Linked DNA regions of Homo sapiens: region 1 is linked to region 2. Evidence: read pairs that join two places in POLR2A ChIA-PET (ENCODE). Cell type or tissue: OCI-LY7. All regions are shown on one strand. Region 1 overlaps ARID1B (AT-rich interaction domain 1B). Region 2 overlaps ARID1B (AT-rich interaction domain 1B).

Region 1 (5,000 bases), 79 kb before region 2:
AATTAATTCATAGAGAGAAGCATCTGCATTTACGTAGTCTAAAAGAGTCAAAATTTAAACACCTCTTTGTGTAAATCGTTACAGTCTTTGCATGTTTTTCTGTCCCAGAGAGCAGACAATCACATTCATTTTCTCCTTCTTTTCTTGTTCATTACTAGATGGAAGGGGCAAAAGAAGAAAAAGACAAATATTTGGGTGCTTTTCTGTGCTGGGGAGGATAGCTTTTTTGGTTTTCTTTTGTTTTTAAAGCCCTTAAGGACCGTAGTTGGTAAGCCAATTGTCACAGTTTGGGTGGACCCTAAGGAGGGGAAGCCGTGTCATTGGCCCTGACACTGATTATTGAAGGACAATTGTTCACTTTCTCTCTCGGATTAAAAATGCATGAAAGCACCTTTTTGACACCGGGCTTTCTGAAACCCAGTGCTGTCTTTTTTTGTAATACTCCTGTGGATGTTTTTGCACAAAGTGGCACCTGTTAGAGCTGGAAGTGTTCTTGCACGGCTGTCTTTGATCTAGTAGCCCTGGACAACTTTAAGCACATAGTTACTAGATGCAGGCCCGCCCAGCCCCGGGAGAGCATATCTGGCTTGCACGTATTTAAGGTGATGTGCAGAAGAGAACTGGACCAATTGACAGGCTGCACTGTACACAATTACTGTGTTTCCCATTTGAATTATCACTTCATTTCTGAAAATGGAAAAGATGGGACGGAATGATAGGAAGTTTTGAGAATGCTACAATATATGATTAAATTGGAGACTCTTTTTGACTGGACAATATGAATCTGTATTTTTATTATTGCATTTTGGGTGATTTTGGACGCCAGTATTCTTATTTAGGATTGAATTCTCACATGAAATTGTGTAAATATTTTTCTTTTTGAGGACCTATTTCTAAAATTAAGCGGCTTTTTTGAATTTGTATTTTGAATTCCTAATTTTGTAGGCTATGCCACTTTTAAGACATAAGTGCCTAAAAGGATGAAAAGTAATAGAAAGTAGAATGGGGAAGTGGAAACACTGGAATCACCCCTTGCACTGAACGCATAGTAATTTTTAATGATCACAGAGTGGCTCTTCGTTGTAATTAGTGTAATTTCTCAAACAAGCATTTAATGTATAGGCAGTTTAAGCATTTTTTTCTTTCTGAAAATATGTTAGACTAATATTCTTTCAGAATTTCTTCTGGGAAGAAAGAATTGTCTATTTAAATTTTACTAAGGTTACCTTTTGAAGACCACTAACCTGGTTGAAGCAGTTAAACTTGCTATCCGTTCTTTGAAACCACATTGAGTGAGAAAATTAAAAAGGAAAATGGCTTAAATATTTTCCCCTTGACAGGAGAAATGATAAGTATTTACTGTAAAGTGTCCAGATAATGTAAAGGAATATGAAAGTCACAAAAATTCCCCCATCATCTTTCCACTCACAGATAACAAGTGGTTGTATGAAGGGAACGAGGTGCTTCATTAATCTTTGAACCTTGCGTATTTGTCCCGTATTTATTAACAGCATTGGGCAGTGTTTTTGAATGTTCTGTGTGGTTATATTATTTATTACCGTGGGGGAATGAGCCAGGTCTGGCTCTTTGAACACTGCTAATTTACATGAAGAAAATGTCCCCAAGGAGGAGACTTAACTAGGGAAAGACTCAGTTACCTTGGCCTCTCTCTGTGTGTGCCAGAGCCCCCCTGCAAGCACTAGGGGCTGCTTCTAGAAAGGGGACCCAGATCTTAAGACTTCGAGGAGGAAGATACCCTATTTGTTCTCCAAGACCATTCAGTCGTGAAGGGTTCAACTTGTTCCGGGTTATTTATTTAGCATTCTCTATTTTCTGCTTTGCTTTTGACACTCCAATGTTTAATTGTATATTTAGGAAATAACAATGAAGAGTACGTTTTTAAAAAGAAGAATGTTTTCTGGAAGGGATTTCCCCCCACTTTTGGACAGTGAGTTAGACTCCTTCTGAAGCCTCTGGATCTAGGTTATTACAGGGTTTGTCTTCTTGAAGCTGGAACTGTCCAACTGTTGTGCTATTTCAGACCTGGCCTGTCTTTCACTTTCAAGCTCCAGAAATAATTTATAGCTGTAGGGTGTCAGGAGTGGGTTTGAACTGGGCCTGCCCAACGTAACATGGAATTGTGCACAGATTGTTAAAATTACTATTTCTGCATTCAAATGACTAAGTACAGTAAACTTTTTACTGGCACAGTTAATTTATTTGAATATTTATTGGTCGAGTGCTTCACGTAGAAGACTAACATAATGAAAAAGCCCAGCACATACTCAGAGCTGATTTGGCTTTTTAAAAGATTCTAGGCTTGAATATAGCTAGCTAAATGGTCTTTAGCAAATTGACTGGCAGTAAATTGATCCCTGTGGACTGTGGCTTGAATCAGCCTCTCATTCTTTAAAGGTATTATGGAGATATTGTTATCTCAGCGCAAGGCTGGTCTAGAAAAGGGATGCTTTCAGTACAAATACTTGTTACTTACATATTTCCTTCCTAACTGGGTAAAGTTATATTTCTATTCTTTACCTCTCGCAAGAGCATATAGGGACTTCGAATCAGAATATTTTGTTCAATTGTAATAGCCTTCACAAATTTAGTTTGTTTCTGTGTTTAAGTCTCTTTTGACTTAAAAAAAAAAATTTGAGGCCGGGCGCAGTGGCTCACACCTGTAATCCTAGCACACTGGGAGGCCGAGGTGGGAGGATTGCCTGAGGCCAGAAGTTTGAGACCAGCCTGGGCAGCATAACGAAACCTCCCTGTACAGAAAAAATTTTTAAAATTAGCAGGGCGTGGTGATGTGCACCTGTAGTCTCAAGCTTGAGCGGTTGAAGTGGGAGGACCCTTTGAGCTCAGGAGTTTGAGGTTACAGTGAGCTGTGATGAGGCAACTGCACTCCAGCCTGGGCAACAGAGCAAGAAGACTCTGTTTCCCTGTCTCTTAAAAAAAAAAAAAAATTAAGAGCCAGTGATTTGGACCTTCATTAATTCAGTGTTTTCATTGACTTACTCATATGACTATTCCAACCAGAAGGATGTAATTTTTCCCCCTCTGAGCCCCCAATTTTACCATTAGCAGATGTTTTTCCAAAACTAACCACAAGGAAGCATGTCAAGACTAACTCAGAGGATTATACAGAGGATTAAACTATGATTTAATTACAACAGTGGGCTCTCTGGCTCTATTAATAGCTAATGACTTGTATTATATTTTCCCGTGCCTGTGAACTCTATGCTATTTTAGACCTTTCAGATATTAGCGACCCCAGCTACAGCTATCTTACTTACTCTGAAAGTAGGAGCCTCTCGTTTCATGTTTAGTTTTGTTTTATAACTTAATATTTCTTCCTCCTTCACTTAATTGGGAGAGCAAAAGGTTTACTAAACAAACAGGTTTGAAAACCCAAAGCTTCCCTCATGTCTTGGTGAGCTTGCTGTGAAGTGGAGTAGCCTGTTATAATGCTGATAGGGATAATGGCTGGAAGCTTTGTGCTTCCTTAAGGAATGTGCTACATGCATCATTTGCACATACAGTGATCGGTTTGACTGGTGGAATTACTAAGACCATGGTATAGGGTGGTACTTTAAAATCTTACAGTGCTTAAGGACTGGATTAGGAATTAGGACTTAAGAATTCTAGGTTTAACTCTGTGCTTTAAATCTTACTTAACACATTGGGATTATAGTACTTAAGTATGCCTGTATTGAAATGTGTTGTGAGACTAGATGAAAGTCTATGTAAAAATGAATTTGAAATATTTGGATATATTCTTTAAAACAATCTTATTGTGTGTTTTTATTCAGAGCCCTAGAGTTGTCCTGAGGATGAGTATTTTCCCACCGCGGGCATGAAAATGGATCCTAATGGTAGACCCAGTCCTCTAGGGTGGTCAGTTTGAGGCCCAAGCTTCCTTTCCAGGGAGGCAGTGGCTTAACCTGGGTCACCCTGTAGGAGCAGTAGCTGGAGGCTGCAGGACAGGTGCTTTTTTCTCCTCCCACGTGTGCTTTTTGTGGTGGAAGAGGGGGCAAGGTGTAGAAATGTCTGACTCTGATTCCTCCATCTGCCAGCACAGCTTCTCTTGTTCTCTGTGGTCTCACCTTTATGGCACAGTACTCTTTCCTATTTGTCTTTGAGCTCTGAGGCTCAGCCCTAACCTCGAAGAGATGGCTTCTGCATCTGTCAGATGGGTCTCATAGTATTACCTGCCTCCATACGTTTTGTTTTTAGTTTTGTTTTAAGATAAGGCCTTGTTCTGTTGCCCGGACTGGAGTACAGTGGCACGACCACGGCTCACTGCAGCCTAGGACTCCTGTGTTCAAGTGATCCTCCCACCTCAGCCTCCTGAGGAGCTGGGACCACAGGCATGTACCACCATGCTGGCTAATTTCATTTTTTGTGGAGATGGGGTCTCACTATGTTGCCCAGTCTGGTCTCGAACTCCTGGGCTCCAGTGATCCCCCACTTTGGCTTCTCACAGTGCTGGGATTACAGGTATGAGCCACACTGTGCCCAGCCCTCCATAAATTTTTGTGAGGTTAAATGAGGTGATACTTGTAAATAATTTAATGTTTTCACTCACTAAAAAACAAACTTTTTTTGGTGAGAACGTTATGAATGTTTTCATAAAACATGTCGTTCTTCAGGGAGTTGTGAATTGTGACATTAACAATTTCCTTTTATCAACCAAAGCTAGCTACTAGTACCTGTTCCTACCCCCTCCTCTTTCTGTTTTTCTGGCAGGGGGCACTAAGGAACGAACGGAATTGCCAGGGTGAGCTGGAATGAGCTTGAAAGGCTGTTTTCCTTGGTTTTGAGTGATTATTGACTTGTACTTGGGGACTTTCTGTGGAATTCAGAAAATTAAGGTTTCTTATGACCCATAACCTGAGGCAGTTCAGGAAGCCCTTTGGGGCTGTGAAGCAGGGGTAGGGGCTTGTCCTGGAGCAGAGCACGGAAGATTCAGGTGTCTGCTTGGTTCCTCCAGGCTCTGG
Region 2 (5,000 bases):
GAAAGGCACCGAGGAGCAGTGGCCGCATGGCCCATGGGACCCGAGCAGCTGAACAGGTGAAGTACGGTTTTGCCCCACACCCTGGGGCCGGCCCTGTAGAAGCTGACCTGGTGGCCGGAGGGTGCCTGAAGAGCTCTTCTGAGCCCAGACTGGGACTTAAACTTCCTTCTGTAGGCCTTCGGGAGGCATTTTCTGAGCACTTGTATTTGAGGAAGTCAGCAGCATTGACCGCAGTGCAGGTGTCTGCCATCGGATCAGGAGGAAGGGGATGGACTGGGTGATGATTTGGGCTTTGGTGATGTGTCAGACGTGCACAGATTGTAGAAGAGATAATGAGTTGTGTGGGGTGGCTCTGAGCAATCTCATTTGGGTGCTCTCCTTCGGTGAGGTGGGGGCCCAAGGGAGAAGGAACAGGTCTGTGGGGTCATTTGGGAGAGTCATTTCTTGACCCGATGAGTGCAAGGCACTCTCTCCAGAGGTCCAAACATTAAGGATGCAGTTAAGGACCTCCTGTAGAGATTTGGGAATCACCACCAAGCAGGGGGCCACATGGAGTCCTTGGGGTACAGACACTTGAGGGGCCCCCATTCTTAAAGGACAGGGAGAAAGAGAAGAGCCGGTAGAGGATCCTTAAAGAACATAATCTGGCAGGCGGGCCCCTTCACCTGGCTTGCCAGCCAGCCTGTAGGCTTCTGGTAATGCTTGATGATAAGGAGTGTGGCTTTGCCTTCACACCTGTGGAAGAGAATTTTTCATTTTCGCATTTCTTACTTATTCATGTTACTGGAATTGATGTTTTAGAAGTGTTCCACGTATAAACTACTTAAGATTATAATTTTTCAAAAGAGAATTTAGGGGAATATATGAAGCCCAGGATAAAACCTTAAAAAGCTAAAATTATATTCAATCCCTTATTATGTGATAGTGTTTGAAGCTTCCAGTTGTCTCTAGTGTACAGTTATTATAGAAATGAAGAGATATCCATCACTTTCAGTTACTCCAGCCTAGTGCTCATAAGCTAGCTCTGCAAATGACTTCAGTTTTTGTTTCCTGGTAGGAAAAAACGAGGTAACAATAGCAACTATCTTGTGGTGGTGTCGTTAGGATGAACCGTGCACACTACCTCTGTGCACAGTACCTGTCACAAGTCCCCTCTTGCGAATATGAGCTGTCAGTGGGGCTTTCCTGAGGTGGCAAGGGCTGAGCATGCCATCCTTGATGTGCATGTTGTATGGATTTATATCGCTTTCCTTTTGGAAATGATATTTGAAATTCATCTACACACAGAAAGTGGAGGGAGGTCAATAATATGCCAAATGTCTGAAGCCTAGGGATGATTTCACGAACTGTGGCAGGCTGTGTGGCCACCAGGCATCCTCTCTGTGGAAGTGGTCGCAGCCACCTCTCCCCCACCCTCACATGTTGGGGATAGGCTTCTGTTTCCCTTTTACGATTTGGAATTGGTGATAGGGAATTTCCAAAGCACAAAGAGAAAAGGATCAAGAAATTATTGAGACTACTCAAATCGTCATTCATTCCCTCATTCTGAATTATTGCAAGATAATAACAATGTGGCCATCTTAACTCTCTTCCTAGCATATCTATACTTGATGTGAGGATTGGAAAAACTTTTCTTAAATAACATGACAGTTATCACTTATTCCAGATCCAGACACCATGGAGGCTCTGTTGCATTTTGTTTCTGACCTGACGCTCTTTGTTGGATTTTGCTGGCATCTAGAGGCCTCCTCACTGACCTCTTACTAGGTGCCATTGCCATTTGTTTGTCAAGGACCAAGGTGCTCCTTTCCCTCCTCCATTCCTCCATCATCTGTTAGTTTATAGTCTGTATGCTCTTAAATTCTTTTTTTTTTTGGTTACTGTCTACCTATCTTCCCACTCATCCCCTGCTCTGGTTTTGCTACTTTTTATGATGTAGTTTGACACCTGGAGTAAGTTTTGTTCTATTCCAGAATGATGGACTGTAAGTGTAAATTGATACTTCCTTTGTTAAGAACAATTTGCCAGTATATATTAACATTTCAAATGTAGCAATCTGATACAGTTTGGATCTGTGTCTCCACCCAAATCTCATGTCTAATTGTAATCCTTAATGTTGGAGGTGGGGCCAGGTGGGAGAGGATTGGATCATGGGGGCGGTTTCTCTTGAATAAGGTTTCAGACCATCCTCTTGGTGCTGTTCTCGTGATAGTGAGTGAGTTCTCATGAGACCTGGTTGTTTAAAAGTGTGTAGCACCTCCCTGCTCTCTCCCTTGCTGCTCCCACTGTGTGAGCCACCTCACTCCCCTTTTGCCTTCCACCATGATTGGAAGCTTCCTGAGGCCTCCTCAGAAGCAGAAGCTGCCATGCTTCCTGTACGGCCTGCAGAACTGTGAGCCAATTACACCTGTTTTCTTTATAAATTATGCAGTCTTAGGTATTTCTTTATAGCAGTGTGACAATGGACATATACAACCCTTTGACAGAAATTTCACTTGTAAAGATTGATGCTACAGAGATTTTCATGTGAAGATATATGCGTAAGGATGCTTACTATAGTGCTGTATGAAGAACGGAAGACTGGAAACAACCTAAATGTACATCAATAAGTGACTGGTTAAATACGTTACTCCACCTACAAATAATGCAATGTTGTGTGGCCATAAAAAAAAAGAATAAAGTAGATATTTAGTTGCAGATATAGAATGAGCTCTACAATATATTAAGAGGCTGAACAACGTGCTGTTTACAGAAAATATGCTCTAGTTGTATATAAAGGAAAAAGGATTTAAATTCACATTTAAACTTGGTAACACATTGAAAAATTGCAGAAAGGTAAATAAAAAAATCCAAAGCTAGGCCAGGCAGAGTGGCTTATGCCTGTAATCCCAGCACTTTGGGAGGCCAAGGCGGGCAGTTCACAAGGTCAGGAGATAGAGACCATTCTGGCCAACACAGTGAAACCCCATCTCTACTAAAAATACAAAAAATTAGCCAGGTGTGGTGGCACATGCCTGTAGTCCCAGCTACTCGGGAGGCTGAGGCAGGAGAATCTCTTGAAACCGGGAGGCAGTGCTTGCAGGGAGCCGAGATTGCGCCCACTGCACTACAGCCTGGACTACAGAGCGAGACTCAGTCTCAAAAAAAAAAAAAAAAAAAAAAAATTCAAAGCTTATACCATGGGAATGTTTTCCCTTTTTAATTTTTTAAAAAGTGTCTTTGACGTTTTGGTTATTCTGCATTTTATTCAAAGTTACATATTGCTATTTGGATTTTATTCATTTCCTAATGAAAGAAAACAGAAGCACTCCTGCTCCTGGCCTTTCTACTAGGCCCTTGTAATAGTTATCTTTACCCTTTCCTGTAGTAGAAGTGGGATACTAGTGTTTTCCTCCTGGTCATGTTTCATTTCATACTGTGATATGTTCAAGTACCTCGCAAAGGGAATAAGCCCATAGTAGGCATTCAGTCAGCGTCTACGACATTTGTTACAAGAGGCCTGGGCACAGTGGCTCATTCCTGATTTTCAGCACTTTGGCAGGAGAATCACTTGAGGCCAGTAGCTGGAGACCAGCCTGGGAAGTATAGTGATACCCCATCTCTCAAAATATTAAAAAAATAAATAAATTAGGCCGGGCACGGTGGCTCACGCCTGTAATCCCATCACTTTGAGAGGCCGAGGCAGGCTGATCACTTGAGGTTGGGAGTTTGAGACCAGCCTGACCAACATGGAGAAACCCCATCTCTCCTAAAGATACAAAATTAGCAAGGCATGGTGGCGCATGCCTGTAATCCCAGCTACTCGGGAGGCTGAGGCAGGAGAATCGCTTCAACCCGGGAGGTGGAGATTGCGGTGAGCTGAGATTGCGCGATGCACTCCAGCCTGGGCAACGAGAGCAAGATTCCGTCTTAAAAAAAAAAAAAAAAAAAAAAAATCAGCCAGGCATAGTGGTATGTGCCTGTAGTCCTAGCTACTAGGGAGGCATGGGTGGGCTGAGGCAGGAGAATTGCTTGAGCCTGGGAGTTAGAGGCTACAGTGAGCTATGATTAGGCTGAGCCACAGATCGAGACCTTGTTTCTTAAAAAAAAAAAAAAGGGGGGGGGCGGGGTGAAGAAATACCAAACTGAAAATTTCTGAAACAAATGTGTAATTACTACTACGCTAAACTTTTTTCACACCTTTGTTTGTGAGTCAGTTTCCCTTTAACCTTTGACTCGTAACATAAAGAAGGTTAAGGCCAGAGTCCATCAATGGTTAAAAGATTGTGAGTGAGATGTAGAAAAACAGTACTGATGAATTCTGAAAGGGGAAACCTCATTTCCATTGCCTGGTTCTTGTGCATTGCAGTATTACCACAATATGGCATTCTATACAGCAGATAAATGTAATTATTTATATGTGTATATTGGTTTACACACTGGTGTTCACTGGCTGCTTAAACTTACAAATAACCAAAGATGGCAGTAATGTTTTAAAGTGTAAAGCTGTGCTTCTTTGTTTATAAAATATGATGCTGAACATATTCTTTATTTTCTGATACTGTCATTGCCTTTTTACTGTGTATTTGCTCTTCTTGAGATGAAAATAAGTATGTACCAAAAAATAAATATAGCTTTTTAAGATGAAAAAGCTCAAGTTTCTTATGGAATATTTTTATATCATTATTAAAACAGCCAAACAGACTTTATAGTCCCACTGTAAGTTATATGTAGTTGTTGATTGTTCTAGGTTTAAACTTGGCACCTTTTCTATGTGCTCCCTTATTAAATTAATACTTATGTTCAAACATAAGCTGAGGCAGAACACGTTTCCTTTTCAATAGTTCTCACTAAATTTTGTTTTGATTTTATTTCCAACTGTACTTAATAGCTGAAAGCTTCTTGTGGTTAGGAATAGTATTTGAGATTTTGGTGGCATCTAATTATTTTGAACTTTTAAAGCCTTAAAGAGTGAAATATAAGGCCACAATACATTTTTCTGATAGCTTTCATAGTCTGTT

What was found. ChIA-PET counts read pairs that join two places held together with the same protein. Peaks named below come from ENCODE experiments on the same cell type or tissue, not always from the same donor. Only the 100,000 strongest peaks of a DNase experiment are listed, where the experiment ranks them.
Region 1: POLR2A ChIA-PET joins it to region 2 with 12 read pairs; 5 of 35 experiments call an interaction of 5 or more read pairs at or near these places.

What each region holds. Positions count from the first base shown.
Region 1 is chr6:156,849,510-156,854,509 of GRCh38, forward strand. The region is part of intron 2 of ARID1B (AT-rich interaction domain 1B); the gene reads left to right. Among named protein-coding and RNA genes, the nearest start is that of MIR4466, 72 kb to the left of the region's middle. RefSeq lists enhancers at 2,874-3,571, 3,572-4,267. In OCI-LY7, no CTCF peak of the experiment used is centred here; DNase peaks (open chromatin) are centred at 492, 1,712, 2,042 and 2,842; H3K4me3 peaks cover 3,595 bases; H3K27ac peaks cover 3,266 bases.
Region 2 is chr6:156,928,051-156,933,050 of GRCh38, forward strand. All of the region lies in intron 3 of ARID1B (AT-rich interaction domain 1B), which reads left to right. Among named protein-coding and RNA genes, the nearest start is that of MIR4466, 150 kb to the left of the region's middle. In OCI-LY7, no CTCF peak of the experiment used is centred here; no DNase peak of the experiment used is centred here; H3K27ac peaks cover 361 bases.